2 separate regions of the Mus musculus genome follow, and region 1 is linked to region 2. A link is a loop called in an ENCODE intact Hi-C map of the cell type or tissue named here. Cell type or tissue: heart. All regions are shown on one strand.

Region 1 (8,000 bases), 120 kb before region 2:
GGACTACAGATGCATGCCACCATATACTAGGTGCTAGAGGCCCAGACTGAAGTGCTTTCATGGTAAGCACTGTACCAACTGAGCCATCTCCAAAGCCCCGTTTAACTGAATATTTAAAAAGAATTGTCTGTGGATTTTTTTATTAAATACATTTTAGTTTACTGTCGATTTTTGATGACTTTATCCAGTTAAAAATGTTTCTGTCCAGACCATGAATGGATGAGAAATAGTAAAATGGGGACTGGATAGATGAGTCAGTGATGAAGTGTGCCAGTACCCACATGTGGCTCACAACCAGCTCTAATTCTAGTCCCAGGACATCTGATGCCCTCTTCTGGCCTCTGGCACCAGGTGTGCATGTGCAAGAGCACACACACATGTGCTCATATACATATACACACGTGTGCTCATATATATATATATATATATATATATATATATATATATATATATATATATATATTACATACATATATATGTGCACACATTGGTGAAATGCCAATACACATTAAAAATAAAACCAGTTAAAATCAAACTTACGAAAGGAACTGAATACTTCCCCCACAGGTCAGAAGCTATGTTAGAGTTTGGACAACAAAACGACTTACTGGCAGATGGCAGATTATCTATGCAAAAAAAAAATCTAACGGAAATCTATCTTTAAAGGTAATTTAGTACTAAGTGAATGTACAAGTTAGTTACGATCCACACAGGAAGACTTTGCCTCAAGGATATGTTTACTTGGGGTCAGTAAAATGACTCAATAGGTAAAGATGCATGCCCCCAAGACTGATGACCTGAGTTCAATTTCTGGAAGCCATGTAGTAGTGTACAAGGGGGCACAGTAAGGGAACTGCAGACATGGCTGCTCTATGTTATAGTTAAGGTTTTTTATAGATATGAGAACAGCTAGAGGTACTGGAAAGTTCAGAGCAGAGAGAGAAGTTGACCAGCCATGTCGAGGGCTAGGGACATGAGAGAGAGGAAGGAATAGTGGAGATAAGGAAGGTGAGTAGCTAGGGCATAGGGGTTGGGGACAGGAACTTGGTGTTGGGGACTTTGAAATGTGTAAGTACTTGTGAGTAGGGGTTTGATATGCAGCCACAGATGCATGTCAATGGAGCCATCGGTCCTTTTGCCAGAGGTAATAGAAATGACTCCCTTTGGTAGGCAGGATCCCTCTGTGAGCACCAGGCACACATGTAGTTCTCAGATGTGCATGAAGACATAATACCTGTACACACAAAGGATAACATTTTTAAAATGTAAAGACAAGTTATTACAGGATAGACTCAAAAAGTGGAGAAGTCACTGCATAGCCATCTGAAGAAGATTCATTTCTATTTGTAATTCATACCATTTGTAATATCAAATATTAGCTGGAAATAGTTCATAACTCAGAATGTTAAATTTTAAATTACAAATCTAGAGGAAAATAGTTGGTAGTCTATTATTGGACAAAGATATTCTAGATATAACACCAAAAGCATAAAATATATAAAATTTTTCTTGAGGCAGGGTTTATGTAGTCCTACCTGTCCTGGAACTCAATCTCACAGAGGTGTGCTTGCCTCTGCATCCTGAGTGCTTATTAAAGGTATGTGTCATCATATCAGGCCCATAAAATAACATTTTGATATGCTGTTGTACTGTGTGGTCCAGAGAATGATGCGTGAGAGTTTATTAACTATAGAGGCAAACTAAAAAGAATAAGTGGCGAGCTAGAGAGGTGTTCACTGGTTAAGGGCACTGGCTGCTCCTCCAGAGATTCTGCAGTTTCCAGCACCCACAGGGTGGCTCCTTCTGTGACTCCTGTGACTCTAATTCGGAGGGATCTCATGCCCTCTTCTGGCCTTTGTGGGAACAAGGGAAGCACATGTGTAGAGACATATATGCAGACAAAACATCCCTACACATAAAGTCATTAAAAAGTCATTGAAAAGAATAAGTAACAAGGGAAAAGCCAGACCAGGCATGGTGGCGCACGCCTTTAGTCTCAGCACTCAGGAGACAGAGGCAGGAGGATCTCTGTCAGTTTGAGGCCACCATGATCTACATAACTTACGTGAGTTTCAGGACAGCCAAGACTAAATAGACCCTGTTTCAGAAGGGAGTTTTCAGAGGGACTTTCCAGTACCTCTAGCTGTTCTCATATCTATAAAGGGAAAGATGGGAAAGAGAGAGAAGAGGGGGAGGGAGAGAGAGAGTTAAGCATCAACTTGAGTGCTCACAACACCCTGCAGAAATGCACTAGGGAAGCATTCAGGCAGTCAGCTAGATTCCCAATAGAAAGAACCCCAGGTGGGACAGTGTTTGCTTAGGTGGAGCATCCAAGTGAAAGAATAAATAGCAACAGAGATTTTTTTTTTAAAGATTTATTTATGTGAGTACACTACAGTTGTTTCCAGACACACCAGAAGAGGGCAACAGATACCTTTACAGATGGTTGTGAGCCACAATGTGGTTGCTGGGAATTGAACTAAGGATCTTTGGAAGAGCAGTCAGTGCTCTTAACCACTGAGCCATCTCTCCAGCCCCAGCTATAATGTCTTAAAGTCAGGCACAACATCCAGTAGAAACCATCAAGGGAAGTTGAGGCAGTCCATCGGATTCTCGGTTGAACTTTCTAATCTCTATAGATGAGCTCTCCAGGAATGAATTTGTGGTTTTCTCCCCTGCTGTAGACGCTATGTTATGGAGAAACATTAGTAACCTCTGTTGAAAATGGTGTGCCCCCTAGATGGAATCCCGACCCCTCTGGGAGCCTTAGCCACGACTGCACTTTCTTGGCCAGAGCCTCAGATCTCTGCCAGCTGGTGAACCTTGCCATGTTGAGCACCAGATTCCCTACACTGGCATTTTTGGCATCTTCATGGTCCAGGCCACCTTGATGTGGAGTAGATACAACGTTAAGCAGTTTTGCAGTTCTCTTCCCTCCCTGTCACAGAAATTAGGCCAGTCTACCCTCACACAAAGGGGAGTTGGAAGACACTTTGAGACAAACATGCTTGGGCCTGAAGTGGGGGTGGAGGAAGGACAACACTGCTTCCAGAGACAGCTTCTTGGTGAACTCAAACCAGTGTAGTTCCTTGTAACTGTATTTCATTAAAACGCAAAACTCCTGTTCTCCCAAAAGCTGTTAAGAAAAGGCAAGCTGTAACCTGGGAGAATGTATTTTCAAATCAGACTATCAGATAAAAGACTTGATTCTAAAATAGAGAAGCACTCCTTTGTCTAGTTTAGAATAAGTAGCTCTTAAAGTCCAGTAAACTTAAGGGAGTGCAAACAGTTTGAACACTTAAGGAAAGAAGACAGATTGTAAATAAACATGTCAACAGATGGTCACCATCTTCAGCCACTAGGAATAATCCCAGTATAAACCATGACAAGGTAGCACCATTTACTGCTGGAATGGCTAATATAGAAAAGATTGTACCATATGGTCTGGCTCTCTCACCTATAAGTGTTTATCTACACAAAACAGGAACCGGTTCATATGAAGACTTCACAGTTGTAATAATAAAAGCAGAAAATGACTCAGGCCCATCCACCAACAGGTGGCTTAATTAATTCGGTACATCACCCATTGGAATACTACTCGGTTATTCTAAAAAGTGAACTGTTGGGCTGTGAGGACAGCTCAGTAGGTGAAGTGCTTGTCTTGCAAGCATAAGGACCAGAGTTGGGTCACCAGAACTCACACAAGAGCACTAAGTACTGTGCCACACACTTGAATCTAGTGTTGGGGAGACAGAGACAGACAGATCCCTGGGGCTGGCTGACCAGCCATTCTAACCTAATTGGGGAACTCAATTAGGAAATTGAGGAAATAGAGGTTTTCTTGAGGCTTATCATATGGCCTCTGAGCATGCAGACATACATGAAATATTGATGCACACACTAACATTTTCTATTTTATTTGTCAGACATTTAAAGGCAGGGAAGAAACTATTGTAGAATTAACATGTTAAGTTAATCTCTTTTAAAACTATCTTATTGCAGTATCAGAGCTCAAACCCTGGGCATCACATGTCAGCCAGGCAAGAACTCTCCCACTAAGCCACATTCCTAGCTCTAACATATTTTTATTTTTAAGATGGAAAATACTTGAAAGGTGAGAAGTATAAAGGAAGCAATGGCTCCATTACAAAATATGAATGGAAACGTTGACTCAGCTGAAAACGATGTTTTACAAAGTTAATTGTATCCAGATTCTCACCAAAGACACCCAGGGCCAAGCCAGAAGTTGGAATCCCGGCTGTCCCAGGATTCTCAGCTGAACTTTCCGAGCCTAAAGTTTCTCTTGCTGGGGTAGCCAACTTAAGATTTAGGAAAGAAAGTTAGGAGTCAGCAAAGCTGTCATCCTGATGGTGGTAGACTTGCTATTTCTCCATGGCCCCCAAGTTCTGCCCCATTCACCTCAAGACTGACATCCAAGCTTGTAGAATCTTGCTCAGCCTGAGGGACCCTAGCCAAGGCCTTTACACGGCCAGGGCCACAGACTTCCGCCAGGGGGCGCGCCTCACTACATTGAGCACCAGATTCCCCGTGCTGGGATTTTGAGCCTCTTCCTGGTCCAGGACAGCAGTCCTTCGCCTTGTGGATGCCCATGGTCTTCGTATCCCAGGCTGGGCTTGGGATTTTCTTATCAGTGTCAGGTTCTTGTCCACCCCCTTCTACACAGTGTTTGCCAGCTGCCCTCACTATTCCTCTCCACTTAGCCAAAAGGGGATTTCCAAAGGCCACTCTCTAGAGCAGATGTCTGTCCAGTCGTCCAGGACCGCAGACGCTCCCCTCCCCCCATCCCCGCCAGCAATCTTCCCCCTTCTTCCCATTGCACAGCTGAGCCCCCACAGCAATGGTGGGCTCTTGATTATGGTCTTTTCCCCCTCGCTGTGCAGGTTGCCTCCTACTCCTGGATAGTGAGGTTTTCTCACTCCTCGCTTTGGCCAAGGACCGGTCACCCTTGCGCATGCCCTTCAGAGTCTAGTCTTACCACACTGGGCCTTGTAAGTTTCTCAGGCGCTGCCTGTCTTCCTTCCAGGGACGCCTTTCCTGCCTGTCCCTCTCAGCCGGGCGTGCGCATCAATGAGTGCCTAGGTGCGTACCTTCCCTTTTGACCATCTTTAGAGATCCTTCTAGGTCCTTTTCTCCCTAGTCCTTGAGGCAGAGATAGAAAGGTCATATTGCATGTACTACACACGCACCTCAGTATCAAGATAATATACTGGTATGAATCAGCTGAGTCATACCTGACCATCTTTTCTGGGTAAAGCAAACCATTGGTAGAACCCAGCCCCTCATTCCAACCCCATCAGAAACAAAACACAAAACACTGGGTGAGGTCAGGAAGGGCGGGCAAAAATATTCACACAGTGGTTTGGGACATCAGGTCAATTGGGACCCCTCTTTCCTCTTGGCTCAGCTGGAAAAGCTTGGGACACATTGACTCCAGTGTGTGTGTTTTCCATTTGCTTTCATTTTAAATCCTCTAAACTCAAAGTGGACGGGTTTGTATACTTAAGGGATTTCAGGGATTATTTTGATTTTTGTTTTGTTTTTTGGTTTTTTCGAGACAGGGTTTCTCTGTGTAGCCCTGGCTGTCCTGGAACTCACTCTGTAGACCAGGCTGACCTCGAACTCACAGATCTGTTTGCCTCTGCCTCCCAAGTGCTGGGATTAAAGGTGTGTGCCATGCCCAGCGTTCTCTTTTCTGCAAGCTCTCACACGATATCCCACTCCATTTGCTTGGGGCTAGTCCTTTGTGCCACTCTGTTTCTTGGTGTTCTTGCAAAAAGAAATACTGTTGTGCCACTCTGTGTTTTAAATGTGTGAAATGAGAACTGTGTTTTATACCAAGATCTCAAGACTGATCCAGGTAGCTTCTGCCCCTTCTATTGCCCCCTCCTCGGCATGCTTTTCCCTCCCACATTACCGTCATCAACAGCACAATACGATCCTCAACTGCATGCCCTAACACAGTGCCTCAAAAACACACCTGTCACCTTGGAGTCTTGGAAAATGCAGGCTCAGCAGTCTAAGTTGGAGCTGGAAAATCTTTTTTGTTTTTTCTTTTTAGATGTGGTCTCATGTAATACAGTCTGGCCCCAAACTAGATATGTAGCCAAGGTTGGCCTTGAACTTGTCCTCCTCCTGAGTGCACTTCCCCAGTGCAGGATTACAGGCAAGAGCTTCACTGCCAAGTTTATGTGGTGCTAGGGATAAAACCCAAGGCCGCATGCTGGGCAAACACTCCACTAAAATGAACCACATCCCCAGCCCTCTAGAGTCTTTTTTTTTAATTTAATTTTTTATATGTATGCGTGCTTACATACATCTGCACCACATGAATGCCTGGCAGTCATATGGTGCAGATACATGTAAGCCCCCCATATATATATACATACACATATATACACATATACATACATATGTGTATATATACATATATGCATATGTGTGTGTACACACACACAGATATATAGTCTGTAATTGAAGTTACAGATGGTTGTGAGCGCACATGTAGATTCTGAGGACTGAACCAGGATTCTCTTGTAAGAATAAGTGTTCTTAACTATAGAGTCATTTTGGCAGCCTCACAGAGTTGCTATATATCTGAAAAGCTAAGGGAGGCCTAGACTGCACTGTTTGGAACCATGTGTCAAAGAGCAAGGCCCTCAAGGCCCTCTGTGAGAATTTGAGTTTCTTGGTTGTAGAATATAAGAGCCTCTAATTAGGTAAGGGCAGCCTGTCTGTGGTCCTGTTTCACTGTGTCTCCCCATCCCACAGCGGCAGGTCAAGGGGCAGGAGGTATATTTTGATTCAAGAAAAGGTGAAAAAGCCCTTTGTTGTTCTCACCCGCGGTGCCCCCTGGATATGGTCTTGGTTAACTCCTCCTCCCCTCTTAACTAGAATGGCCCAAGGTCTCTGCAGTGATGTCCCTGGCCAGTGATACATGGTCCAGGCTAGGCATCTTAGTCTCTATTCCCACCACAGACAACTTTGAAGTCCCTGCACTCTAGACATCTAGACTCATTAGGCCTGGGCTTCCTCTCTAACAGGAGCCATAGGATTTTCAGTTAAGTTGTATTTTCTCCAGTCCATGTGGTTTTCTCTTTACTAGCCTCTTAAAGTGCTCTGGGACTCAAACAGCCTGGCCTTGGTGCTGAGTAGTTATCCTGCTCCTAATAAAAACAGTCACTGTGTGTGTGTGTTTGTATGTGTGTGTGTGTGTGTGTGTGTGTGTGTGTGTGTGTGTGTGTGTGTGTATTACGGCCAGATGTCCCAAAGCAAGTGTCTATGTCTTTGTTATATTCAGGTAGAAAATGAAATTCAGAAAAACTTATCAAGGCTGGGAATGTAGCTCACTTGGTAGAGCGCTTGCCTAAGATGCAGGAAACCTTGAGTTTGATCACTGGTACCAAATAAAGTAGGCACGGGAGCACATCGGTGTAACTCTAGCCCTTGGGAGGTAGGGGCAGGAGGGTCAAAAGTCAAGGTCATCCTCAGCTACACAGAGAATTTGGGGACAGTCTGAACTACGTGTGTGTGTGTGTGTGTGTGTGTGTGTGTGTGAGAGAGAGAGAGAGAGAGAGAGAGAGAGAGAGAGAGATTGAGAGAAGCAGATAGCAGATGAGGAATAGATCATTAATGGAGTAACATCCCTATGTCTGGCCTTGACACACAGCCGCACTGCAGGGGGAACTACAAAATGAAGCACTGGTTTGGGGTTTTAGGCACTGAAGCTATCTACCAGTATGAAGATGTCTACCAGGAACACAGAGTTCAAAACTCTGTCAGGCTTTGGCCAAAATGAACCATGGCTCAAGGTGCACGAGTGTTTAGAGGGCTTCAGAAGCAATGATTTTCAGGTTAGATTTAAACCAGATAAAGAGCTGGGAAGCAGCAGGGATTGGGTAGAGGTCAGCAGTGGATGAGGACTGAAGTCTGGGCCCCAGCTGGGGGCAGATCGGCTAACATGTCTGTCACTTGACTTGGTA
Region 2 (8,000 bases):
TCGGCGGCGGCGACGGTGGTGGCCGGGGCGGCAGCAACAGCAGCAGACGCGCGTCCCGTGGAAAAGCAGGGCCGGCGCCGGGCCAGCAGACGCAGCCGCCGCCAGGCCCCCGAGTGCCCCGGCGCCCCGGGCCTGCCGCTGCCCCGGGCGGCAGCACCTGCAGCAGGAGCAGCAGCAGACCGGCCGAGTCCCCCCGGGGCCCGGTCCCCGCGCCTCCCCGCCGCGGCCGCCGCCGCCCGCCGCTCCCCGGGGCCTGGCCGCGGGCCCTGGCCATCCCGCCGCCGCCGCCGCTCCCTGGGGAGCGGGAGCCGTAGGGAGGGAGCACGGGCAAGAGGAGGGCTGTCGCAAGCGGGTGGGCCCAGGGGACTCGGGGCCAGGGGAGGCGGGGGCGGGGCGCGAGGCCGGCCGAGGGGCGGCCAGGGACGTGACATCATCGGGGGAGGAGCGGCCGGGCTGGGGCCGCGGCGGCGGGGCGGACCCTGACGAGTCCGTAGCCGGGCTGGGGGCCACGGCCTCGGTGGAGGGGCGCCGGGAAGCTGGCCCAGGCCAGGGAAGATGGGGAAAGGATGGGCTGGGGGCTGCGCGGCGAGGAAGCCCGGCCTAAGCAGGGCAGCTCGTCCACACCACGCTGGGGAATCACCACGGCCTCCCCGTCGCCACCAGACGAAGCTCCAGCATCTTTGTGGTCCCATCTTCTTCTCCTAAGTATGCGCCGCCCTCTCCTCAGCCAACGCTTGATTCTAGGAGTCGCTGCACCCTTGGTGCCACTTGACCTCGGCTTAACCTCCGCGCCTTAGCGCTTAAGGGTCTCTCACCTTGTGGTGAAGATGCGGCCCCAGGCAAGCTGAGCTACCCGAGTCCTGCACCTCCCATTCTTGTTCCTGTCCCTGGATTACCTAAACTTAAGTTTACATTCCCACCTGAGTTTTTGAGAAATCTCTTGCTTCTGAAAGCAAGTAGACGTTTCTGAAAGGCTCAGGTGAGCTGGGCTCTTAAACCTAAGTCCAGCTCACCTCCTTTTCTCCAGCCTTCTTTCTGAGTCCGTTCATCTTTTATATCTGCACAGAAATCATCTGGCCTTCGACCTTGGGGCTATCAGCAAACCTTGGTTTGAGTCCAGCAGTTTCCTGCAGAACAGCAAAAGGTTGGGTGGCCTTGTTCATGCTGCTCTTTGCACTCTGAGATCTTCACCTTCCTGGGGGTGAGATGGGGGATGCTCCACGTCAGCCCTTAATATCCTGCCTAGCACTGATCCACAGAAAGGACCCCAGTGACACTAGAGTTCCTCTGCCTCTTCTCCTGACCTCCTGGGTCTCTACTCTCCCTCTTTTTTGCCCAGTTTTTCAACACCTGTCACCTGTGAAGGAGGAAGAAGGGGCACTGCCAGTCTCACGCAGACTTCTCACGGTCTTGGCCTTTACTCACAGAATAATCAAAAGCAGGTTTCTCAAAAGGAATTCTTTTCCAACTGGCCTCTACATCCCTTTAGATGACTCTAAACCTTGCCCCTCATAGTATGGCTCCTGGATCAGCAGCATTGACATTGGTAGCTTGTGACAAATTCGGAATCGAAGACCCTCCCAGACCTGTCACGTCAGAGCCAGCATCAGAGAGCCGGAGTGCTGGGATCACGCATGCCAGCTACTACGTCTGGCTAAGACTTCCCATTCTTAAAAGTCCTTCCCCTTCTCCCTACCTCCTACAACCTCTGCCCCTCCTGTTTCTGCAGCAGTTCACAGGAGTAGCCACCAAGGCTGCTTTGCCAGGCTCGGCTGGCTGCTCCTGGAGACTCACAGTCTGACTCCTCCCTGTTCTGAAACTGTTGCTTCTGCTTTGACTCCGTGGTCCTCTTGGGGCTTCTGGCCCTCCACAGACAAGAAGTGTGATCCCTATCTCCTCCCACCCTATGAGGATGCTAGGCTGCTGTGTATACCCCGCCCCCTCATTGTTATTCAAGAATCCATGTGTTCCCCACAGTCTGTGAGGCTGTGTTTGAGAAGACCACATTCTAGCTTGGGCTTCTGTCTTCTGTCTGTGCTGCCCATCAACCGGGGAAATTTGAGCTGGGCTGGATCACGGGGCAAGACAGGAGCAGGAAGAGCCCCCAGCACAAGTGACTGGGCTGGTAGGCCACAGTGGTACAACTTAGTTCCCACATACTCACCCTTCACAAGCCAGTGCACCCTCTGTGTGTGTCCATATCAGCGCCTCCGGCAGCCCACAGGCTTTGGAGTGGGATGGGGCAGGTAATCTCTGATACCCTTGTCTCCCCCTACAGCTACCACGGTGAGGTTTCCCATGCCCTTCTCTCTGCCCCAGTACCCACAGAAAATCTGATAATAACACACTTCAACACTAGATTCTACCCCTGCTTAAAGGAGATACATAACCTGTTCTCCTGGCAGCTTCCTCTTCTGTCCCCTGGGTGTCCACCCAAACACTCTCCATCCTCCTGCAGGTTTTAAAGTGTTGCTTGATTTGGAACATGTATAACCTTCTTAGGAAGAGTTCAGCAACCTCTCATGGCTTCTCATATTTAGGGACTGTTTAGGGACATTCTAGGCTTTTGCTGGCTGATCCAGTATCTCTCACCAGACAGTCTCCTTTCCCTTGCTTGCCTGACAAAGAACTCTCCATTGACTGAACTCCCATACTCTGGGCTGGGTTTGTTTTGTTTTGTTTTATTCTGCTGTCCCCTTCAGGAGGAACGCTTGAACTTAGGCATTGCTTCTTTCCAGGGCACAGTGGACTGAGCCCCTGTGCCTTTTTGGTGATGCATTGTGGCTCTAAATAGACTTGAGGGACAAGTGCTCAGAAATAACCCGGGGAAAAGGAAGAATAGGCTGGCCTGGAAAGGCAGCACTGGGAGACAGCGGGCATTAGTGGGCATTATCCTGACCTGCATAGTTTCTACTCTACCCTAGCTAACCCCATGGGATAGAAAGGGACCAGCCAGGATGATATTTGAGACTTAGCAGGCCTTGCAGCCTCAGTGAAGGGCTTCTGGGTTAGAGCTGCTGAACCAAGAAGCAAAGGTTCTGGGAGACTCGGGGTCTCTCCTGGACAAATGAGCCATTGAGATCAGAGTTGAATCGCTCTCTTCAGATCCAGCCACACGTCTATTTCTGGAATAATGTTTTATTTTACATTATTCATCTTGTTTTGCGGAAAGATTTACCCCTTTCTACATACTAGGATTGCTTTACAGGCAAGACTTTAAGGGTTGTGGAAGCGTGGCCACAGACAGGGGAGGCTTGGTCTGAGCCTATAGAAAATGCCTCTCCCTACTCTGGCCCAGGCAAGGTCTCACTTTTGGAAGAGCCAGAAGCTCTTACCTCACCTTTTTGCTTCATGGAAATTGGTGCTCATGCTCAGAAAGATTCTTGTCATGTGCCCAGTGCTAGAGCATAAGCGGATAGAGCCCAGCGCTGTCCCTCCACCCCCACGCTCACAGTGGCAGTTGCATGAACATCAATGTGATTCCCAGAGGATGTGGACTGTCAGAGAAGCAGGAGGAGTAGTGAGACCAGCACAGGAGGGCCCAGGCCTGGGAGGAGAGACAGACAGACCTATCATCCAGAAGGATGAGCCAGTGGAACTGGAAGACTGGCTACACCTCAAAGGTGGGAGCGCCCTGCACCTGGGGTGTCATGATGGTGCCTCCCTCACCATGCTGATGAGCTGAGGGTTGGTTTTTTTGTTTTTTTTTGTTTTTTCTTCTTCTTCTTCTGGTAAGTCTGGTCTTGAGATTGTACTGTTTAAACAGAAGAGCGGATTTTCCCCATGCCCCAGCCCAGTGAAAACCCGTGAGAAGCAGACAGTCTGTGTTTTAAGCACCTAGTGGACAGTCTGTGTACTGTACTAGAGTGCCCCCTGGAGTCCCCAGAGTGTTAGGTTGCTGTTTGGATTCGCTTCCTAAGTCACCTGATGATTAGAAAATTATGGCTCCTCGCATCCTCCCAGGAAGTGCAGAGAAGGGCCGTCTCAGAAAGTCGCCCGGAGGTTATATTTCAGCTCTCTGTCTTCCTTGCCATTCACTGCCGAAGTCTCCTAGTTGCTTCAAGAAAAAACAAACAGCAAACACATCATGGTGATGGGTCTTGCCTGGGAATCTTTCCTATCCTGGCCTGGCCTGGTGTCTCGGCTGAATCATTCAGTCCTACATAATAAGACAATGGGAGTCACGATGTTGGAGCCTTTGATGAAAAAGCTAAGATCCCATTTCCAATCTTTGGCCTGAAACAAAGGCAAGCTCTACACCTGCCTTATTCTAGGCTGTTTATATCCCTGCCAATCACTAGGAATCAGCCAGCCTTATCCTCACTGGGAAATAGGAAGCGATTACTTTCCCTCATGATGTAAGGAATGTTCACTCTGTGCGGTTGTGCAGAGCCATGCTTTCCTTTTGACTCATCTCCTTCCTGGAGAAGCCAGAGGCTGTAGCCTTCTAAGCTAAGATGAGAATGGCAGCGAGTGCTGTCTCTGGATGGCTGCTTTTAGCTGCCTAAAGGTAATCTCAAAAAACTCTTGAGGTTGAAAAGCTCCACATGGCTGCTGGTTTTGGTTTTTCAGAGACTGTGACTATTATTTAGGTGGATCAGGAGGTCAGACTCTTGCTTGCAGTATCAGTGTGTACGCACTAGCGGTTTTGTCCCAGAAGGAAAATAGAAGTAAATCCATGAATTATTCTGTTTGTATTCTGATTATAAACTGGTTGCTTACTTGCGTGATCAGGCTTAAATGGCTCAGTAGCAAATATAACATGTATACGCACGCATTTACATCTTAAGACGTACGCAGTGCTACTTACAAATCAGCCAACTCCGGATGGAAGTATCATACTACACATTTCCTTATCTTTGTTCGTAGGCTCTCTCACTATGTAGCTTTGTCTGTCTTAGAACTCACTATGTGGATCAGGCTGGCCTCTAACTCACAGAAATCTTCCTGCCTCTGCCTCTGGAGTGCTGAGATTAAAGGTGTGCACTATCACACCTGACTATTTTCTTACCTGTGTGGAGGAAGGTGTGTGTGTGCACGTGCACTTCTGTATATCACTCTGGAAAGCTATCACTTTAGAAGTGGGGGGCAGGCAGTATAAAGTATAGGGTTGAGCAGGAAAGGCTGTTTTTCTTGTTGGGGTGAAATAGAGAGAGGATGTAGCCGAGACTGATTCTTCATGAGGCTTTTCATAGGCTCTCTCCAATCTCTTTGAGAATTCATTGTGATATATTCATATATATAAATATACTGAAACATGTGTATAATATACATATTATATATAGTAGTCATAATTGTAAGTTCAAATTCTTTTTTTTTTGTTTTTGTTTGTTTGTTTGAGACAGGGTTTCTCTGTGTAAGCCTGGCTGTCCTGGAACTCACTTTATAGACCAGGCTGGCCTCGAACTCAGAAATCCACCTGCCTCTATCTCCCGAGTGCTAGAATTAAAGGCATGCACCACCATGCCCAAGTTCAAGTTCTTTTAAGGGCATTCCCTCCAATTTATACACTTCAGCTCCACCCCCAAACTAAATCTCCTGATGGTACCTAGAGTTAAATAAGAACAGTGTATGTCCGAGACAATAAAAATATAAATTACTATTCATGGTGGCTTATGTAGATCTTTGTGAGTTCAAATCCAGCCTGGTCTACATAATGAGTTACGGGATAGCCAGAGCTATGTAGAGAGATCCTGTCTCAAAAACAAAACAAAGCAAACCAAGCAACAGCAGCACTGAAGTGAAAGGGTCCTTGCTGTCAAACAGGCAGGTGGGCAGTGGGGAGCAATAAGGATAAAAACCCACAGCAGACTGACCTCGTCAACCTGGATCAGCCTTCCGGGGAGTCTAGGGCCAGGCAGTTCATTGTCAGCATATTTAAAACGCTATAATTTGGGAAAAGGTTTCTAGGCAACAATCAATCCAATCAGTCCAGTTCCAGGTGCACAAGAAAGCTTAAGGCGTGACTACATAGAGACTCTTTTACAAAGTACATGTGACCAAGACAGTGGGTTCTACAGCTAAAAGGCCTACAATCTACTGTGGTCTCTGACCGATGGCTTAGGGGTCAGCAGACTATAGAGCACTTGTGACATCTCCCCTAAGGGTGGGTGATGGTCTAGGGAGAGAAGAGATCGGGATGATTATTCTGAGGAATGTGGGTGAGGTCTGCCTCTATAGCAAAAGGTGGATGAGGGAGGTCCGCCTCCACAGATAGCAAAAAGGTCACCAGGTTGTTAGCAACCTGCACTCTCAGCTTTCTGAATGGAATGCAGGGATTTGATTTTATCTCCTCCACTGAGGAGACGCCCTGAAAGATTAACATTCCTGGTTCTCTTAGTGCTTCTCTAAGACTACAGGGACCTCTGTGGCACTTACAATTAAGGCAGGGTCAGTGGAGAGTGAGCTATGCCCCTTTCTGTCTGTAGCTTTTGGATTTTTGTCTTTTCTTGATTTCCCCCCTGCTTTTCTGCACCCATGATGCATAGAGAAGTGCCGGGCTAAGTAGATGTGTGTGGAGTTCAGGTTTGTGTAGGGTGCAGAGGTCAATAGCTCATGCTTGGCTGGATGTGTGACGTCACATAGGTTATCCCCCAGAGCTGAGCCCGCTGAGCCCGCTGAGCTCATGCAGCTACTGCCTGTCACCTAGTCCCACTTCATCTTGCTGGCCATCCCATCCCTAGAAAGGGAACAAGAGCTCTTGAACCTGGACTGCGGAAGCCAAGCTTTTGGAAAGTGTCGCAGAGTGGACCTGCGGTCTGGAGATCTGATATGAATAGGGAGCTGCTTTAATTATGCCCAGCTTCAGTTACCTCACGGATACCTTGGGTACTGGAGGGCCTGTCATGTTAAGTTTTCAATGCTGCTTCTCTCTCTCTCTCTCTCTCTCTCTCTCTCTCTCTCTCTCTCTCTCTTTCTTTTGGTTTTTCGAGACAGTGTTTCTCTGTGTAGCCCTGGCTGTCCTGGAACTCACTTTGTAGACCAGGCTGGCCTCGAACTCAGAAATCCACCTGCCTCTGCCTCCCAAGTGCTGGGATTAAAGGCGTGCGCCACCATGCCCGGCTTCAATGCTGCTTCTCAAAAATTATATCCAGTTTGCAGCATTTACTGACTTGTGTGATGTCTGAGTTCCTACCCTGATTGCTTTAAATGATCAATGTGGTATAACTGAATGGGATGGAAGGCGGGGCGTTTTTTGAGAAACCCTGTCTCAAAAACAAAACAACCCCCCCAAACAAACAAACAAACAAACAAAACTGAATGGGATGGAAGGAGATGGACACCACAAGAAGTTTCCAGAGCCTGTGTGATCTGACTGCAGCATACTCTTGTGTGAGGGTTAATGACTGACGCTCTTCCTTAAGCAGAGTGTGGGATAGTGAGGCCCCAGGTTCTGTGCTAAGCTAGCTATAAGTGGGCAATTCTTTTTTTTTTTTTTTCTCTTCTGCTGACATGTGGATGGTAAGTGTATTGTAGGGTATCCACCAGAAAAGACTACTTGGACATGGGTTTAAGCCAATGGAAAGTCTTTATTAGCAGGCTAGTGACTATACTGTGTATTCCAGTGTAGCTCTGAGCTTTTCTCAGGGTGAGCTTTTAAGCGCTCTCTCTCTCTCTCTCTCTCTCTCTCTCCCTCTCTCTCTCTCTCTCCATACACACACAGACACACACACAGACACACACAGACACAGACACACACACACACACACACACACACACACACACACACACACACACACACACTGGGTGGACATACTTCAGCTAACAAGAACAGTTAGCCAGAAGTGAAACTACAGGAGCCAATAAGCAAGGTTAGTACATTTAGAGACTTTCCCAGAACTATGGCGTTTGATGGATTAGGACTTTGTTTTCCTTTGGCAAGTGGTGCTGTCTACATGCTGAGTTTTATGGCCTGAATGGCGTTTCTACCATGGAGTCTGTCTGGGAGCCTACTACCAGTCCATGATCAACTTGAAACTTATTTCAATCACAATATTTAA

Evidence for each region. A loop is a pair of places that touch in the nucleus more often than their neighbours do. Peaks named below come from ENCODE experiments on the same cell type or tissue, not always from the same donor. Only the 100,000 strongest peaks of a DNase experiment are listed, where the experiment ranks them.
Region 1: a loop joins it to region 2, with 5 times the contacts of the local background. A loop is called at or near these places in 26 of 42 quality-filtered maps.

What each region holds. Positions count from the first base shown.
Region 1 is chr2:130,408,487-130,416,486 of GRCm38, reverse strand. No RefSeq gene overlaps it. Among named protein-coding and RNA genes, the nearest start is that of Tmem239, 6.0 kb to the right of the region's middle. In heart, a CTCF peak has its summit at 1,844 (motif pointing left); a DNase peak (open chromatin) is centred at 4,526.
Region 2 is chr2:130,287,538-130,295,537 of GRCm38, reverse strand. It overlaps a transcript of Ebf4 not described here. Among named protein-coding and RNA genes, the nearest start is that of Ebf4, 4.4 kb to the left of the region's middle. In heart, CTCF peaks have their summits at 3,664 and 3,867 (motif pointing left); DNase peaks (open chromatin) are centred at 377, 1,847 and 3,896; H3K4me3 peaks cover 1,071 bases; H3K27ac peaks cover 877 bases; H3K27me3 peaks cover 2,846 bases.